Linked DNA regions of Mus musculus: region 2 is linked to region 1. Evidence: chromatin loops called from intact Hi-C (ENCODE). Cell type or tissue: left cerebral cortex. All regions are shown on one strand. Each heading gives the region's core, and the rest is flanking DNA. Links, peaks and the distances in the headings are about the cores only. Region 1 holds the start of Gm46226 (a long non-coding RNA gene). Region 2 holds the start of Gm51801 (a long non-coding RNA gene).

Region 1 (9,174 bases), core at 572-8,571:
GCGACACTAATATCTGATTTGACTTTCCGTATGCTGTCGGCTACGGCTACTGTCTAGCTTGTGAAAACCAGGCTGCCTTCCCAAACAGGCCCCGTTTTCTAAATTATGGAGCAAGTCAGCTGAACATCTTAATTGAATCCCTGAATAGTTTTAAAAGACTTTATATATATATATATATCTTTATATATGTCTATTTACATATAAATAGATATATATATACATACATACGCATTTCTAAGTTACGTTCTCTGGAATTCTCTCCTCTCTGTTCCTTGGCCCATGCCTCAGCCTGATTTCTCCTTGAGTGACTGGTGGCAGCTCAGGGAGGAGGGAGGAGACACAGTGGGGTGTCCCCTCCCCCAGTCCTTCCCCACAGACATTTGCTGCAAGTTTTACATTCTACTTTCGTTGCCATGGTTTCGGTATCCTAGGAGCCAGTGATGCGGAGCTTCTTGCCTGCCCTGGGAGAGGAGGAAGCAGCCCGAGGTAGGCTGTCTGTCTGTCTGTCCTAAGAGCTTTCTGCATTCACTGTCTGAGAGAGGATGGCTGTGCGGTGTTTGGCTTCCAGTTCCATTTAAATTTTTTCTGTGTATGTCTTTCCTTAAATATACAGTCCATCACTGTGGCTGGCTCAGTGTGTGTCACCAAAAATTCTCCAGGGATTTCATAGTCTGGGGAGGAGAGGGAAAGAGTTAGGTGAGCGGTTGTGGCAGGCACCTCCAGCTTAGCCCCACAGCCCAGCAGCTGGCCCTGGTCGATCCCTCTGCAGTACAACCACTGCCCCAGAGCTGACACTAGCTATCGAGTGGTCTTGAAACAGTCTGTGAATGGCTCTGTGACAGGAGACACAGGCAGAGGAGGGGGAGGACAGGGTACCAGTGCAAAGAACTTCTGGCTCTGCCCACACTCCTTTAGGCTTGAGCCAGGCTCCCTGCTCTGGGCACTGGGCACCAAGCCCATTACCCACATACAAGGGAAGGGGTGGAGGGGGTGGGGTGCCTGTTAATAGCAACTTTCACTTTTCCCCACCTCTCCTGTGCTCAGTAGCTTCTTTTGACCCTGAACTTGTGACTTTTTGTTCCCTTCTTCAAGACCACAGGGGAGATGCCTGGGCGGGGCCGGATGCCCGTGGTTTCCTGGCTCCCAGGTTTGGAGCACTGGAGTGAGGGCCTCAGGTCCCACCAGAGAGGGAGTGGTCAGGGCCCACAGACCCCTCCTGCCTGCTGATGGAACTGGGCATCTTGCTCCATTTCCTCCTTCCTGGGTGGAGAGAGAAGGATGCTCTCCTGCCCACTTAACTCCCCATGGGTTTTTCTGACTTCCGTGGGTGACTGTGGGTGACCCAGTTACGTGTGAACGCACAGGCAACAAAAGCCAGGCTTGGGAAAGGGCTGAGGTGGTTTGATTACTGGAGTAGTCGAGGAAGCACAGGTCCTCACTCTGCCTGGCTTCTGCCCCCGAATCCTTGCAGCCCTGGGGAGGGGACAACGGGGTCAATGGGGCTGGGGGAGGTGCCCAGAACTGCCTCGTCTCTGGAGGTTGGAAGTGTGAGGATGGTGAGTCTCTGCCATCATCACCAGGTTCCCTCCCTCCATCCTCTGCCCATGACCAAGGCCAAGGCTGCCAGGAGTTGCAGCAAAGAAGCAGTCCTGGCTCATACTTGGACCTGGGTGGTGTGGCTGGCCCAGAACTATCCATGCAGGGAGGCCTGCACCTCTGACAGCCGATTGCAACTCGGGGTGCCCATCTTCTGTGCTCTGTGGTACATGTCTGTGTCACCAAAGTAGCGGGCTCGGTACAGCAAGCCTTCCTCTGCAAAGAAACAGGGTGAGGTCAGAGCCCCAGGACTTTGTGGCATTTACCTGCCTGAGTCCATGGGGAAACAGGAAGACAGGACCAGGGGTTGGGGCAGAATTGGCTTCCCAGGATGGAACAGGAAGTCAGGACTATGGTCCCAGACAGACTGGGTACACAACCAGTGGGTGGCTAGGGGTTTGCAATCTGTCTCTAATACATTCATCTCTAGCAACCTTAATGATAGGCACTAGTGACACATGAGGACCTTAACGAAACCATCAAATGGTTTGCAGCTTAGGGGAACTCCAGGAGTGGAGTTCAGATCTTGGCAGGGAGATGACTGCACAGGGCACTTCTTTGGTCCACGAAGAACCAAAGAAGGGTTTTTCTGTTCTCAGCACACACACACACACACACACACACACACACACACACACACACTTAATGTACCCATTTGCATGACATACACACACATGCATGAGTACATACACATACACACATCAATGCATACATATGCATGCACACACATATTGATGCGTGCGTGCCCACACGCACACACACACACACACACACACACACACACACGCACACACGAGACACTCACTCTGCTGCTTCTCCTTCCAGCAGTTGTTGCGCAGGTTGGCGATGTAGTCATCCTCTACATTCCGTTCCACTGTTTTGAGGCTGGAGCCCGTGTACTCTTCGGAGAAGGTGTCTGCCACGTAGTAGGCGACGTTCAGGTGGTCAGTGACTCGCTTGTGGATGTGGCCCACTGACCTGACCAGAAACACACCAGGCACAGAGTGGGCAGCTGGAAGTGCCACCCAGGCCACAGGAAGAGCTGGATCCCTTCTGCACTGCAGCGGGAACTCACTGGCTCCCCAAAATGAAGGTCTGCAGCAAAGGCAGAGCACCCCAGTGCAGGAATAGCTCAGTCTATGTCACGCCCTCCTTTTCAGGGCTCTGAGGGGAACCGGGCAGATGGGGAGAGAAGCTCTGGTCTGGGAAGCTGGTCTTGCCAAGGGTGTGGGCTCTGCCTTCCATGCCTCAAAGCTCCTAGATGCTGAGGGCCGGCCTAAAGTAATGAGCCTCGGGTCAAAACAAGAGGACAGAGCTGTGTCTCTAACAGCATGGCACATTAGCATGAGTTAGTAGTTCATTCCCAACCCCACAAGAAGAGAAAATCCAAAAAGGCACAAAATGTCAGGAAGCATACGTGGGCACAAGACCTGTGGGCAGCAGGAGCCACACCTCCCAACAGGAGTCCCTGCTCCAGGGAGGCAGCTCCCCAAAGTGCATTCTCTATCTCTAGCTGGAGAGCGGTTACATCTGGCTCTAGGCAAGCAGGGCAGCTGTGGCAGCAGAGACCAACTCTGCCCCCTGCTGGCCGAGGGAGCCTGCTGGGTCCTCAGGCAGCGGCAGGCCAAGGGATTGGAGCTCAGGGCTTGCACCAGCAGAAGCTAGAACCTGCTGCTCCAGGTCCTGGGAAAAGAGAGGCCCTGATATCTTAGAGGGTCAACTAACTCCCTGGAATCAACCACTGGCAGCTGAGCTTGGCAACCACTCAACAAACACTGCTGAGCACTTCCCTGAGCTGGATACCTCTCCTTACACGGGTTACTTAGTAACTCTTACTAGCAGGTGGATGCTATTGTTCCCATTTTACAGACCAGGGACCTGAGGTTACATAACTTATGTGGAGTTAGGGCTCTCAATGCAGAAGCTGGGGCGCAAAGCCACCCTCCCCCGATTGACTATACCCTGTTCTTTCTTTCTTAGGGCTTCAAACAGACTTCAAGAGCAGAGGACATCTCAGCGTCAGCAAAGGTGGGGACAGTGGCGGGGAGTCACGCTTCTGAAATCGCGTAGGACAGTGCATGTGTGCTGCCTTAAGGAAAGGGCTGGAGCTTCGTCTGCATTCTCTGCGAGGCCTATGATCCTCAAAAGTCTAAGGGGCCCGGCCCGGGGACGGTATGCAAGATGGCGAGGGGCCCAGCCCGGCCCTGCCCGGGGCGTGCACTCACGGTCTCGGGCTCAGGCTGTAGGGAGGACTGGACACCATGAGCTGGCTGAGCGCAGACACGAGGATGAGGATGAGGATGGGCATCAGCTGCACGAACACTCCTAGCCCGCCCTGAGGGGAAGAGCAAGAGCAGTGGTCACAGCCCTGAACAGTGTCGTGTCGCCTGCCTGGGACAGCCCCCTCTCCTCCCTTCCCTCTGACAGCTTTCCCAGAGGACAAAGCAACCGCTTTGGAGCACACGTGTGAGTGTGAGAGCAAGTGGCAGGCCGGGGACACAGACCCTCACCATCCACAGCTTTCTGAATTCTGAGCCACACAAATGTTCTGCAGACAGCAAAGCATCTAATTAAAGGGCTGGGATGCAGTCTGTGGCATGGAACTGTTCTAGTACCCACAAGGCCTTGGGTGTGATTCTTAGAACAAAGACAGGACAGCCAGAAATAAAGGCATTACACATGAATCTGACTTTAAACTCTTCTGTACGTTAGATGTAAAGATACACTAATCCCAGCACTCAGGAGGCAGGGACGGGAGAAGGGTTGGGAGTTGCAGTTCCAGACCAGCTAGTCTGTACAGCAAGTTCTAGGCCAGCCAGAGCTATACAGTGAGACCGCGCCTCAAAATCCAAAGCCAAACCCACCCCTAACAAAACGGATGTGCTGGGCGTTATGCTAGGTCGATGAGGCATAATCCCAGTATTTGGAAGGTGGAAGTAGGGCTTCAAGGTTGTTTTCAACTGCAGGGTAAATCCAAGGAGACAGAGAGGAAGAAAGGAGGAAGGGGAAGAAAAAGAATAGAAGAGAGGGAGGGAGGGAGGGAGAAGGAGGAAAAAGGGCAGGCATGCGTAAGGACGTGTCCCCCTGTTCAATGCTCTTCACTGGCTGTGTTGATCCGTGGCATCCCAAATGTGTCTGAAGCACACTGCCTGGCTATACAGCTTTTCCTCACTCTCCTAGAAGGCTGAATACCCACACGGTCCTCTTTCTTCCTCTCATCATGTTTTAACTTTCCATCACTCAGAAAATGTTACGTCAGTCTTAAGAACAAATAGACTCCATAGAAGCTGTTCCCACTATGCGTTGCCTGGAGGTGAGGCTTTGTTTTATGCCCCCAACAGAAGCCAAAGCATCACGCAACACGGAGTGTGGCTCCCTCTGGTGTCCCTAGGCAGAATGGCACTGGGAAGGAGCAAAGATGGCTACTTGGCCTAAGAATGCTGGGGGGGTCTTAAGTGGATCAAGACTCCCTCCTCCTCTGGGGCCCATGCCCTGGGGGGTGGAATGGGGTGGGGGGCTGGAGTGTTACTCAGCCTCTGGCAACTCACATCACCCTGGTTGTCTCTGCGGTCTTGCCTCTGCTGGTAGGTGTACCGCATTCGGCCATTGCTGTAGACATGAACGTTACCTGAAACATGGAGATAGAGTCAGGGGCTGCAGCAGTCAGACCCCAGAACCACCGCTAAGGAGAACTGGCTGTGGACTTACTGGAAGGAAAGCCGCCACCAAAGAACATGTTAAAGAGGTCTTCTGGGGAGATGTCAGCCTCAAAGCCTCGGTGGAAGTCCCCGTGGCTGTGGCCGTGCCGGGCAGCCTGGCTCTTGTCATCACCAAACTGGTCGTACTGTTTCCTTTTCTCTGGGTTGCTGAGTACGGCATACGCTGTGCCAATGGCTGCAAGGGGAGAAACAGCCTTAGCACAGCCAAGAGCTCGCTTCTTTCAGGTCTCAGCGGAAGTGGGGTCTTAGGGGTAGAGGGTTTGCCTGTTGGGCAGGCAATCCAGAGCACCTCTAGGCAAGGCTAAAGTCGGGGCTGTGAGGATGCTCTTTCCTTTTTTGAGTCAGGGTCCCTGCTACATCTCCTAAACTGAAACTGCCAGAATGGTCCAGGAACTTGCCCAGGTTGCCTTCCATTCTTTATCCTCCTGCCTCTGCACTGGGGTTGTGGGCATGAGCCTATACACCTGCTTCAGGTGTGTCCTGCTCAAGCTCTGCCACTGATGGTACAGAAATGCCCCTTGCACACGCTCATCTTGTGGGGTGCCAAGGAGACAGTGTAATATAATCCTGCAGTCATGGTGCGACCCACGAGGTCCTGGTTGTAAACGGGAGTGCGGCAGACACTGCGGGGAAGACACAACCCCACCCCCACCCCCCGGTTTTTGGTGGAGACACCCGTGTGTCTGCTGTGTGGCCAGGATGAGTCTGCTGCCCCCAGGGCCCAGGCCTCAGCTGCTGTTTTCTATCTGGCGCTGGGGCCTCCTCACCAGAGCTCCCAGGGCAGAGAGCTACAGCCTCCCAGGGCTTGCATCCCCTACGCTCCCCTCGCTCACAGCAGTGGGCTGCAGACTAGTTTCAGAGCTGGGAGCCCCTGGGAGGGAGGATGGAATCTTCTTTCCCCATCTCACAAGGCCTCTCCACTTTGCCACAGGCTAATACTCAGTACTGCACAACACGGCTCCCAGTCACTACGCTACTCTCCAGAGGGACCAGTACCCAGGGACCAAGAAAACGCAAGGCCCAGCACCAGAGGGCAGGCATGGAGCCAGTGCACATGAGTACCAGGGAGAGGGAAGATGGAGCTCTAAACGCATAAAGAATGACTTAGGATTCTGGCCAGAGGTGACACATTCACGGCACAGATCAAGGGGCTGTATGATCACAAGTCTCTCTGTCCCTAGTACAGGCCTGAGGTGGGCTGTGGGAAATAGGAAGCTGGTAGCCTGTTCTGAAGGCGCCCTCCTGGTATGCGGTGCCCTGCCCCTCGGTACAGGGACTGTTGTCAAGAGTCTGCTCATGGCCTAGGTGCTGCTGACCCTGGAGAAGCCACTGGAACGCCTCTGGCTCCTCTACTGTAAGCCGGAAAATGAGGAGGAGGCAGGGGCACTGTGTGAGAGCTGCTAGTTTATATGGCTAGGGGTGGCTCAGGGAACAGGTCTTGTACAATTACACTACAGACCACATTCGTCTAGCCCCACTTCCTGAGTAAGCTGCCTCGGCCCTGAATTTTTTTTTCTTCTTCTTTTAAAGACTTTTCTTTTTTGTTTTTTCAAGACAAGAGTTTCTCTGTATAGCCCTGGCTGTCCTGGAACTCACTCTGTAGACCAGGTTGGCCTCGAACTCAGAAATTCGCCTGCCTCTGCCTCCCAAGTGCTGGGATTAAAGGTGTACACCACCACTGCCCAGGCTTGACCCTGTATTTTAAGACAGGAATAAAAACACTAAGCTGTCTGGACATAGTGGTATACACCTTTAATCCCAGTATTTGAAGGCAGAGGGATCTCTGAGTTCTAGGCCAGCTCAGTCTACATAGGGATACAAACTAACAAACAAAACCTCAAACAGCCCAGGGCTGCCTTACCTTTGAAAGCTTCAGTGGCCCCAGGCGCATGGTTCTTGTCTGGATGGAACTTGAGGGCCAGCTTGCGGTAGGCCTTCTTTAGGTCCTCATCTGAGGCACTTCTGCTTACCCCAAGGATCTCATAGTAATCTTTACACTGCTTGACCCTGGAATAGGGAGAAGAGTGTGACAGGGGGCCTGAGGGGAGGTGTGAGGCATGCAGCTCAGGGCAGGGCCTGCAGGAGACACCATGACTACTCAGGACACGATGGCTGGCTTGCCAGGAGGCTTGACCTCAGAAGGATTGTGAGGCTAACTGGTGGGAGAAAGAACGGCTGGGAGGGTCTAGTCTGGAGTGGTCCTAGATGGTGACACAAGCCTGGGAAAGCCTCACTCTGCAGGGCTGAATTCCCCCCCGCCCCCCATGCCCCGGTGGTGACACAGCTCTGCCTCTGCCTCTTGGCCACAGGCTCTGGTCTGAAAAGGTCTTTGTTGGGGGTGGGGGTGGGGTGGGGGTAGAATCTGGAAGGCAAGATGGCAGAGTCTTTGTGTGACAAACAGAGTTGTGGGAGGCCTAGGGCTGGTGGCCAAGGGCAGAGGAAGGCCTGGGTCGGTCCGCAAGGTCTCCAGTCTGCAGTGTCAGCAGTTGTGGGGGTGGGCAGTGAGGCCCTGGCTCCCACCCTGTGGGAAATGAAGCTGGACCTCCTCCAACTTCCAAGACCCTTTGAGTCCACTGGATGAAGTGAGAGGCTTCCCTGACACCCCCCACCCCCATCCTATCCCCCCCACGGTCCCTACCTTTTCACAGCTGCCACCTGCTCTGAGGTATAGCCCTTGGCGCTCTCCCCTCCTCCTGCCTCGCCGTTGGCTGAGGGGGTTTCGGTCCCGCCTGCCTTCTTGGTGGTGGTATGGGTAGTGTCTGTGGGTTGAGGGTGATCACCGGTGGACTGTGGTTTTTGGTTGAGGGACTCGATCAGTGCTGCAAGGTAAAAGAAGCCACTGAGGGGTCTGCCTGCCATGCCCACGGCCCTGGTACCCCACTCTCCACCCTTCCAGCACGGCTGCTGCCCTCTCAACTTCGGCCTGTTCTTTTAGGAACAGGAATAGGAAGATTATAGCTTTTAAAATATAAGCAATATTAATTTCATTATCAAACTCACAAATTCATGAAACTGAAGTAACTGGTTTCCTTCCTTTCAGATACTCTGCTTATTTATATATGCATTCATTTTCTTTCTTAACAAGTTATAGGGAAAAGCACTTGGCAGTGTTTGCTAACGTGCCGGGAGCCAGCACCACTACATAAAGTGCCATGGTGACACGCACCTTAGCCTCAGTTCTTAAAAACCTGGCTCTCAGGTGTCCCTCTACTCCACGGGGGAGTGTGAGAGCTCCTGCCTCAACAAACAAACTGCAAAAGAGGAACTGGGGATGGTGGTGTGCGCCTCTGACTCAAGTACCCTGGAAGCAAAGGAACCTAAGTTTCAGGCTAGCCCGGTGAACACAGGGTGAACACAGCCGTCCTGGGCCAGCCCAGTCTACAGGCTAGAGACTGCAATAACTGTCTCCTCACCCTGCACCACAAAGCACCACAGGAGGCCCTGGGGAGATGGCTCCACAGGAAAATGAGCCTGACTCCCAGATTCCAAATGGTAGAAGAGAGGGAGGGAGGAAGAGAAGGAGAGGGGAGGGGGGCGAGCACACACAACCGAGCATGGTGGCACATGCCTTTAATCCCATCCAGGCCAGCCAGGGATACACAGTAAGAGTGTACCCCCCGCCCCCCACGAGTTTGACTAATGAACCCAGCAGTTTATGATCTAGAATTCAGTTACTTTTCTTTTTGATGGTGTTGTTTTTTAAACAGGATTCTGCTATGCAGCCCAGGCTGGTCTCATATTCACCATCCTCCTGTCTTGGTATTTTTTCATTGTGCTTGTTTGTTTGACTATGCTCTTTGTTGTCTTATGAACCTCTGTTGAGCTCAGCTCTCAGCAATTCTCTCAGCGCTGCCTCACA
Region 2 (9,174 bases), core at 289-8,288, 220 kb before region 1:
GAGTTGTAGGGAAGCTGGTTTCTACTCAGGGTTCCTTCCTTCCGACAGAGCTCAGATGGTGGTGCCCACTGGGGGTAGGAGGGTATAGTGACTATGGTGATGGCTTTCCTGATTATCATGGTCCAGGGAACCTGAAAGGTCCTTCCAGGTCACATGAGCCAGCCCGTCACAGGCAGAAGAAACCAAAACAGTCAGAGATGTGCCATTACGTGATTCAGATCCCACCTTCACTGAAGCAGGTCTCTGGTGCCCTGGACAGCCCTCTCTTCCCACTACCTCACAGGATCTCTGGGACCCGAGGCCCAGGGAGACCTTCCCACTTTGTTTCATCGCTTGGCCGATGCACCCCAAGCCTGACCGGAAGAAGAAAAGCTTCCCACAGCCCCTCCTCCCTTGCACAGACGAGCCAATGCTCTTTGCCTCCTCCCTCTGCCCTTTGAGGTGGGGATGGTTGTTGAAGGCCATCAGACAGCTTCCAGGGTGTCTGAAGGAAACCTTGCCAGACAGGTAGGAGCAGCTTCTGGACTCTGGAGGATAACAATACCCGAGAACCAACCACCAGCTTTCTCTGCACGGGACACTGAGGAGAGACTACATATGGCTACCTGCAACCAAACCCATCCTAGTCTTTGCCATATCCCAGTCAGAGATGTGCAGGAGTGGGGGTGGTATAGACCTGGCATTTAGCTGTTATGCCCAGGAGAAGAGGGCATGGGGGCTCTGCTATCAGACAACAAGGGCACGCAGTGAAGAGATGCCCACAAGGGCTTTGGAAACCACTTCTGGAAACTGACAGGTACCAGGGGAGTGAGTATGAAAGCTAAAGGGCAGAGCCAGGCAGGCAATGGTCAAAGTAAAACTGGGCCATTCATTCAGGCCTACCTAGGTGTATACATGTACCCCTATGAGAGCACATAGTGTGTGTGTGTGTGTGTGTGTGTGTGTGTGTGTGTGTGTGTGTACAGGCGTGTGCACATTCATCCTCCTCGATTCTATGGATATGCACATAAGCATACAGATGTGGAGCGCATGAACATGGGGCCACCTAAGGCCATCCGCCAGTGCCAGATGGTTTGCATCCAGAAATGAAGCAGCAGACCCCATTTCTGTGAGCAGCCTCCAGGTTTCTCACTTGCTCCGTGCAGCCTTCCTGCCTCTTCCATAGATAGGGAAGGTATTCAGAGATGGGTGGGAGAGGAGGGAGGGGCCAGAGAGAAACAGGCTCCCTGGGAGGGAGGGAGGGAGGGAGGGAGGGAGGGAGGGAGGGACAGACCGATGGACGGACGGACGGCATGGCTCTTCCCATGCCTCTGCCTGCCTCTCTATCTCTCCCATCTGGCCTTTCCCCCTAACCCTTGGCTCTCCTCACCTTGGGCACCACAGGATGCCCAAGGAGCCAAGTGTCTCCCAGGCCTTGGGCTCAGGATCAGACAGGAGAAAGGTCAACAGGGCCCAAATGCTCAGGGCTTGCTCTGGAAGCCATGAGTGCCACTCCCCACCCCACCCCCACCCCCACTTGGCTTTTTGTGGGAGCAGGCAAAGGATGACAGCTCAGTCCTAGCCCCTTCTTCAACAGCATCTCGGTGCAGGGCTTGTCCGCCCAGAGCCTCCTTTCCCGAAGATGGGAAATAAGCTGAGAATGGCCAAATAGCTGAGGCCAGCCAAGATGACCAGACTGGTGTGGAAGTAGGTACCAGCCTTTTTCAGGGACTGTCTCCTGCTGCTCCTATTTTTTTCCCCTTGGGAAGAGGGGGTGGTATGGTTGTAAAGTGGAAGAGAAAAAGCATGGGGTTGCACGCCTACAATTCCAGCAGTAAGGAACTGAGGCAGGAGGCTATCCAATTCCAGGCTCCATATTGACCCCATTTCAAGGACAGAGGATCTTGTGATTGTCTGGTGTTTGGGGAGCAGCCGTCTTTGACCATCAAGATCTGTGTCCTCAACAGCCACCTGCTAAAACAGTGGAGTGGGCCGGACCCGAGGTGATCTAGAATCCTCTATGATCCTGCCACTCGGAAGCACCTGCTGAGGGCTTTGGAGTCCACTCACAGACTTCAGTCACAACCCACTGTAGAGTCCTTGGAACTCAGTACAAAGTGGCTCCTTAAAGCTTAAGGCCGAGAATGTCTGATTAGGAACTCAAGTGATGGTGGGGAGGGCTTTTAAGAATCCATCCACACACACCCCAGGGGGGGTGTCTCCGTGCTGCCTTAGGAGGCAGAGGAGATCTTTCTGAAGAGGAGTACCATTCGAGAATCCAGCTAAGCCCTGTGACCCCACTGCACAGTTGGCGAGGCTCTGGAGGGATGCCTGGTTCATAATCCCTTGCAACCCAGCCCCTCCCTCTGGGAGGCTGGAAGCAGTCAGCCAGAGGGTGAGGACAGGAGGCCCTGCAGCTACCCTGGGTCCCAGGGTCCCAGAGTAGTCCCCGTCCCCTCCCCTCGTTAGTGCCTCAGGCACATTCCTGGCCTCTGAAGCTCAGTCACCTCTCACTTGGCCTCCCTCAAAGGAACATGCTCCACATTGATGCTGTTATATCAACAAGAGACTCAGATTCAGGTGAGGAAAACGGGGGTGGGGAGGGTGGGGAGGCAAGAGATGAAAGGTGAAGTATCTTTGGAAGCTGGGGAAAGAGGGGTCATTGCTGGGAAGCAGAGTCCCGTGGGAATGTGAGACTAATGGCTCCCCAGAGGGGTCACAGGGAGTGGTGACAGGGCATCTTGCAGGCATCATGGGAATAGTCATTTTGGGGTAGAACGGGGAGGGGGGGGGATGCTGAGGTCAGCCGGGAGCCAGTACCATCTTCAAGCTGATGAAGGGGACTGTGGTTGACTGGGAAATACATCCTTCCTGCAGTATGTCTATTTATGGCACCCAAGTGGCCTTATTAGCGGCTGTGAGAAATAATCAGACCTGGGTACCTGGGTCTTGTTGGGAAAGAGGATGCCCTATAGTTCTGCTATGATTCATCCCCACCTAACGGGGCTTGGGGGGCTTTCTCTCGTGCTCTGGAGCAGGAGCCAGAGCAGATGGTAGAAGAGTGGGTACCCAGAGTTCTAGCCTGAGAGAAGGTCACACCCATCTCCCCTGGCTAGTTCAAGGAAGGCTCACAAAACAGACAAGTGAGGAAAACTTCTGGAATGCATGAATGCACTGTCCTTGTCAGGAACAGGGTTTTAAAGTAACTTCCCAGGCAGGGGTTAGAGGTAGGTAGAGTGCTAACCCAGCATGCAGGAAGCCCCAAATTCCAGCCCCAGGAGCACAGAAACTGCGTGTGGTAGTTCTCTTATAACTCCAGCATTCCAAAGGTAGAAGCAGGAGGATCCAAAGTCCCAGGTTCTCTCCAGCTAGTGAGCTCAAGGCCACCCTGGAACACAGGAGACCCTGTCTCTTGAAAGGAATAAATAGGAAATAAATTCTCTCCAAGTATTTTGCAGTAACACCATTAAAAGTGAGAAATTTCATTTTTAGAGGTGTAGGGAGAGAGAACAACTGGGCAGAAGATAAGAGCCAGGCCTGGCACTGCCATTCCCTGGGTGTGAAGAGAGCCACAGTGAGGGAAGGCTGCAGGCCAGGAGACTGTCCTTCAAAGGCCTCTCATACAACAACAGCTAGGATCCTTCCCCTGGGCCACGTGGGCCCAGGGTCATAGGAGGGAGAAACTGTGTAAGTCTCCCAATGCCCAAGTACAATTAGGGACCGCTGGGCTCACATGTGTTGGTTCCGGTTAAGCTCTGGACAGCTATAGTGAGGCCAGTAGGCTAGAGCTCACCTCGCATACATTAGAATGCCACGCTGCCCTCTCCATGACCTTCCTTCCTTCCCCACCTCCCCAACCACCCTCTCCAGTCCCCACCTCAAGACAGTTGAGCTGAAACCCCTGTAGAGCCCTGTCTTGGCTTTGCATTCACCCTCCCCAGGGTAGATGGCGAGTGGCTTCTTAAATATGTGTCCTATTTACTACCAGAGCAGCTTGCATTCACAGACAGACAGACAGACTAAGAGAGAAATTATTTCTATCAGAGCGTTAACAAGATGTTTCCTCTGCAGGGCAGGGATGCAGAGAGCATTTAGCATCTTTTTTTCCTCCCTTCCTCCATCTTCAAAATTTTCTACAATGAACACCTATTGCTTTTATAGGAAAGGAGGGGATCACTATAAATGTTACATTTAGAAACCCTTCCCTGGTTCCCCAACACCTCCAGAAGAAGGTTCATCTTTTCATCTGTGTCTGGCCACTGCGTCCACTGTCCACCCAGGGGTCTCTCAGTAGGCCATGGCTTTGCACAGCTGCCTTCTCCGCTCTGCACATGTATCCACATCTGACCCCAGACCTCAGTTGTCTGTCACAACCCAGCTCCTTTCCAACCCCGCCCTCACCTGCTTAGCCTACCTTGGAGAGTCTAGCGTTGCTCTGGTGACATCCAGCCATGTAAGGTTTATGCTTCCCTCTGCCTTATTTACACATCCAATTCCTTAAGGGAAGACACCATATAAAGTTCAACTTCCCTGCCCAGCACCCAGTAAACAGTAATAACGCTAGTAACAACAGCTACGTCTTCACAGCAAGTACCGCTGGGGAAGCTACGCTAAGCTCTTTCTACTCCTGCCTTGTTTACTTACTCTTCACAGAAGCCCTAAGAGAAACTTAACTGTTGCTATATTAACTGTCTCTCAACTGAAGCTCAGGGATGTTACGTGACTTATAGAGGACCTCACAGCAACTGCATGGCAGAACAGTGGCTCCCAAACTAGCACACCATAAATGTTAACTGATAAAGACCTAGGTCAAGTGAAACCAGGAAGTCCAACCACCAGGCCATGGTAGTCTCTCCTGCCGTGCCAGCATGCTTCAGGGAGGGGGTAAGGAGACTGGCATTGGAAGGGAGGGGGAGATTTCTGGGGGGCTTCCTTCTCCAGGCTCTTTCCAGAAATCCCTCACCCGCCCCGGTTCTGCAGGTTTGGAGCTAACCCATCTCCTGCTTTGATCTCTGCAGCTCGGCTCAGTTGCCATGGAGACAGGCCCACTGCGCCAAGCTGGGGGGAAAAGATGAAGTGCGCAGGCCTAGTGGGTTTAGGGGGCGCATGCTGGGTATTTTGGAGGCTGTTTACTTCCTGTCGTTTTAATTAGCACCCAAATCGCCAGCTCACTTCACAGCTTGAGTTAACCCAATCGTTTCCGCTGGTTGGGGACAGAGGAGGAGGGGACAGGGAACCCAGCGGAGAATCACTGGCCCACCCTCTCTCTGCAGCAGTGTGCTGAGGGAAGCAACCTCTCACCCAGATGCCCAGTGTGGAGTCAGCGTACTGGGTTCCTGCTTGGCCTTACCACTGGATGCCAGGCAAGAGTCACCTGCCCTGGACAGACCCTGCTTTCTTATTTGTTAAGACAGGTCTCTCTGCAATGCTCAGAGCCAAGATGGAGGGACACTGGGAAGGTGGGACTTAACAAGGACCATAAAACCCAGGCAGCTGACAGCATGGGCACAGGGTGGTTTCAGTGGCCACAGATTCCGACTTCCCCACTGTCTCTCCCTGAGGAGACTGACTGTCACAGCTCATTCGCACGGGTTCATCATGAGACTCTGTAATTTTCTTAGGGCATCTTCCCCCCATTTTCTGCCCCCCCCCTTTTCTTAATAGATCAAGAATCTCTTAAGTTTTGGTTTTTCAAGACTGAGGTTTTGGTTTTTCAAGACTGGCTTTTTCTGTGTAGCCCTGCCTGTTCTCGAACTTGCTCTGTCGACCAAGCTGGCCTCGAAATCACAGAGATCTGATTTTCCTCTTCTCTTCTTCTTCTTCTCTTTCTTCTCTTTCTTCTTCTTCTTCTTCTCTTTCTTCTTCTTCTTCTTCTTCTTCTTCTTCTTCTTCTTCTTCTTCTTCTTCTTCCTCCTCCTCCTCCTCCTCTTCCTCCTCCTCCTCCTCTTCCTCCTCTTCTTCTTCTTTTTAAAGAATTAACTATTTATTTTATGTATATGAGTACACCATAGCTGTCTTCAGACACACCAGAAGATAGGCATCAGATCTCATTACAGATGGTTGTGAGTCACCATGTGGTTGCTGGGAATTGAACTCATTCCTTCGGAAGAGCAGTCAGTGCTCTTAACCGCTGAGCCATCTCTCCAGCCCCACTTCCTATGCTTCTTGAGTGCTGGGATTAAAAGCATGCACCAACACTGCCCAGCTTTAAAAAAAAAAAATCTTTAAAAATGTAAGCAGGCCAGGCCTCACCTAAGCTTCAAGAGGCCTGGTATCTGAGAATCATTTCGCCTCATTCCAGAACACACGTAATGGGTGCAGGAATGTCCCTCACCCCTGGAGAAGGCTCAAAATTAGGAGTGGGGTGTGGTTATAGGGTGCCTTCTCCTGTCTTCCCCAAGAAACAACCACAGCCATAAAAAGGGTTTAGGAGGGGAGTAGTAAGGCTGCCTGGCACAGCCTCTGCCTCAGCAAAAGAGAGGGCTGGCGGGGCAGGGGCATCAAAACACCTACTTCTCTCTCACAGGGCTGTGTCCACTGTGTGAGACCTGGGCAAACAGATGGAGACAGGTACCTAGGGGATGTTGCCGCCTCCCACCTCTTTTCCCCTCTCAGGAATTTCCTCCAAGGGTAAAAATGTGCTTCTCATTGCTCCCTGCATGCCAGGAGCCTGGCCTGGGCTCAGGTATGCCCGTGTCAACGCCCTGCCAAGGCCGGGCCAGACCAGAGCATGACCTCCCGTGATTCTAACAGGATCTGGGCCACCCCCACCCACTCAGTCCTTGGATTCTACACCAGCAGTGGTCCCTGCTGTGTGTATAGAATTCATACACAGTGGGTGGAGAAGAAGAGAGAGGCCAAGGGTCTGGGCTCTACTGTAAACCGTCTCTGGCCTTGGCTTCCCAATGGAACCACCAGAGGTGAATCAAGGTTGCCATGCCATTCTCTAAGGAAGACCCCAGCCATGAGCTGAGGAGACTTGGAAGGACAACAGACCACAGGAGCAGACAAGAGTCTCAGGCACCTGGCCTTCAAGACCCCTTTCTTCATAGGTAAGATATGGGGACTAAGAGCTGGTGAGGACCTGCGGTTCTGCTCTCTCAGATTTTTCAAATGAAGAAGTGAGAATGGAATGGGGGTGGGATGAATAATTCCAGCCTCTTCACCATGTCCCAGACAAGTACATTAGAGCCAGGCAGCAGGAGAGGTGGTCAGCTGTCTTCAGCCAAGCGTTAGATACACAGGCTCAGGGGCCTGGAGGATAAAAGCGGCTTGGGACCCCTTTTCCTTATGTTCCCAACACTTTGAAAAAGGAACAGACACCCCTGAATAATTAGCCCAGTTCAGAGCCCTTTCCTCACCTCATCTTTGTGGCCCAAACCCATGGTGCCATATGTGGCAAGTAGGAGGGGGGTGCTTAGAGGATTGTGGGATGGGGTGGGACCCATCCCCACTGTCGCTTTCCACTGTGTGAGCATTTCTGTGGAGCACCTACAACACTCCAAGCAGTCCTGGGGGCAGGGGCAACAGGAGGTGATCCGTTTCCAGATCCTGCCTGGAGAGGCTGATGATCACAGGTCACGGGAGAAAAGTGACAAACACATTAACTGCTTCAGCAGACAGGCCCTTGAGATCCGAGCCCCTGGAGGCAGCACCCACAAGTGCCAAATGAGCCTGCAGCCAAGGAGCAGTGAGGAAAGGGGCTGGCCCTGCAGCAGAAGGTTGATGATACGCAAGGGGGGGGGGACTATCAGAGACCAGCCCACCCCAGAACCTGGAGGACAACACTATTCAAACTCTGCATCCTAAGAGCACTCACAACAATCCCATCACTCAGGGGGTTAGGTCAGGAGGATCAGTTCAAGGTCAGCTTCGAAGAGTTTGGATCCAACCTTGAACAATATGATATTCAAAAACACAAAGTAACTAAACTCAGTATCTAGGTCTTCCCTATCCACAGCCCTAATGAGACTCACAGGGGCCCTGGGAGAGAAGGGGAGAGACTATGTTACAGGCTGTATGTCTGGGTTCCACTCCTCCCTAAACTCACATACAGAAGCCCCAAACCCCACCGTGAGGTGGCATTAGGTGGTGGCAGCCTTAGGAAGTGACTGGGTTTAGATGAGGTCATTCGGACAGACACGTATGATGAGGTCAGAATCCACATAAGAGAGACGCAAAAGGGTCAGGAGAGAGGGCACTGGCTGCTCCCCCAGAGGACCTAGGGTCCACGTCCCACACCTACATGAGGGCTCATGGCTGGCTGTGACTCCAGTTTCAGGCACACGCATGGTGCCTAGTAAGCCCAGAACTCTGGAGTCAAAGGCAGGTGGTCTCTGTGAGTTCGAGGCCAGCCTAGTGCTTCGTAGAGAAACCCTGCCTTGAAAGGAAAGGAGAGGGGAGGGGAGGGGAGAAAGGAAAGGAAAGGAAAGGAAAGGAAAGGAAAGGAAAGGAAAGGAAAGGAAAGGAAAGGAAAGGAAAGGAAAGGAAAGGGGAAAGGAAAGAGGAAAGGAAAGAGGAAAGGAAAGAGGAAAGGAAAGAGGAAAGGAAAGAGGAAAGGAAAGAGGAAAGGAAAGAGGAAAGGAAAGAGGAAAGGAAAGAGGAAAGGAAAAAGGAAAGGAAAAAGGAAAGGAAAAAGGAAAGGAAAGGAAAGGAAAGGAAAGGAGAAAGGAGGAGAAAGGAGAAAGGAAAGAAAGGAGAAAGGAAAGAAAGAAGAAAGGAAAGAAAGGAGAAAGGAGAAAAAGGAGAAAGGAAGAAAAGGGAAAAAGGAAAGGAAAGGAAAAGGGAAAGAGAGGAAGAGAAAGAAGAAGAGACAGTGGGGGTGGGGTGGGGGGGCTAGGCACCTTTAATGCTAGTGCTCAGGAAGCAGAGGCTGTGAGTTCAAGACTAGCCTGGTCTACCTAGTGAGCTCCTGGTCAGCCAGGGCTACAAAGAGAAAAATAATGGAGAGGGATAGTGTGCCCCCCAAAAACCTACTGCTCAGTCATTGGCCCTTCCTTGGGAGGAAAAGGAAACCTTTGCTTGAACCCAAAGACTTTGCATCCCACTGGGAAAGGGGGTGAGGTGAGGTATGCTCCTTTCCCAGGGGTCACAGCATGCTCAGAGTTCAGGGATCCCTGTCATTAGTCAGTGCCTTGAGCCGGTGAGAAGATGGAGGCTCTGCCTTCCCAGTAGGAAGAGAGTCAAAGCACTTCC

What was found. Hi-C counts contacts between places; a loop is a spot of excess contacts. Peaks named below come from ENCODE experiments on the same cell type or tissue, not always from the same donor. Only the 100,000 strongest peaks of a DNase experiment are listed, where the experiment ranks them.
Region 2: a loop joins it to region 1, with 3.0 times the contacts of the local background. A loop is called at or near these places in 7 of 42 quality-filtered maps.

The regions. Positions count from the first base shown.
Region 1 is chr10:59,888,988-59,898,161 of GRCm38, reverse strand. It overlaps Dnajb12 (DnaJ heat shock protein family (Hsp40) member B12), which reads right to left. Exons shown (of 9, transcript NM_019965.3): 2 at 7,954-8,134; 3 at 7,177-7,322; 4 at 5,305-5,490; 5 at 5,145-5,224; 6 at 3,822-3,931; 7 at 2,402-2,574; 8 at 1,661-1,812; 9 at 1-671. The coding sequence ends at 1,691. It overlaps Gm46226 (a long non-coding RNA gene), which reads left to right and starts at 400. Exons shown (of 2, transcript XR_001779776.1): 1 at 400-486; 2 at 3,577-4,280. In left cerebral cortex, for the core only: CTCF peaks have their summits at 3,180 (motif pointing left) and 4,978 (motif pointing left); DNase peaks (open chromatin) are centred at 1,255, 1,662, 3,170 and 4,957; H3K4me3 peaks cover 611 bases; H3K27ac peaks cover 3,978 bases.
Region 2 is chr10:60,111,607-60,120,780 of GRCm38, reverse strand. All of the region lies in intron 1 of Spock2 (sparc/osteonectin, cwcv and kazal-like domains proteoglycan 2), which reads right to left. Gm51801 (a long non-coding RNA gene) reads left to right here and starts at 805. Exons shown (of 3, transcript XR_003949003.1): 1 at 805-2,559; 2 at 6,506-7,031. In left cerebral cortex, for the core only: a CTCF peak has its summit at 5,096; DNase peaks (open chromatin) are centred at 4,538, 5,047, 6,091, 7,064 and 3 more places; H3K4me3 peaks cover 1,261 bases; H3K27ac peaks cover 4,256 bases.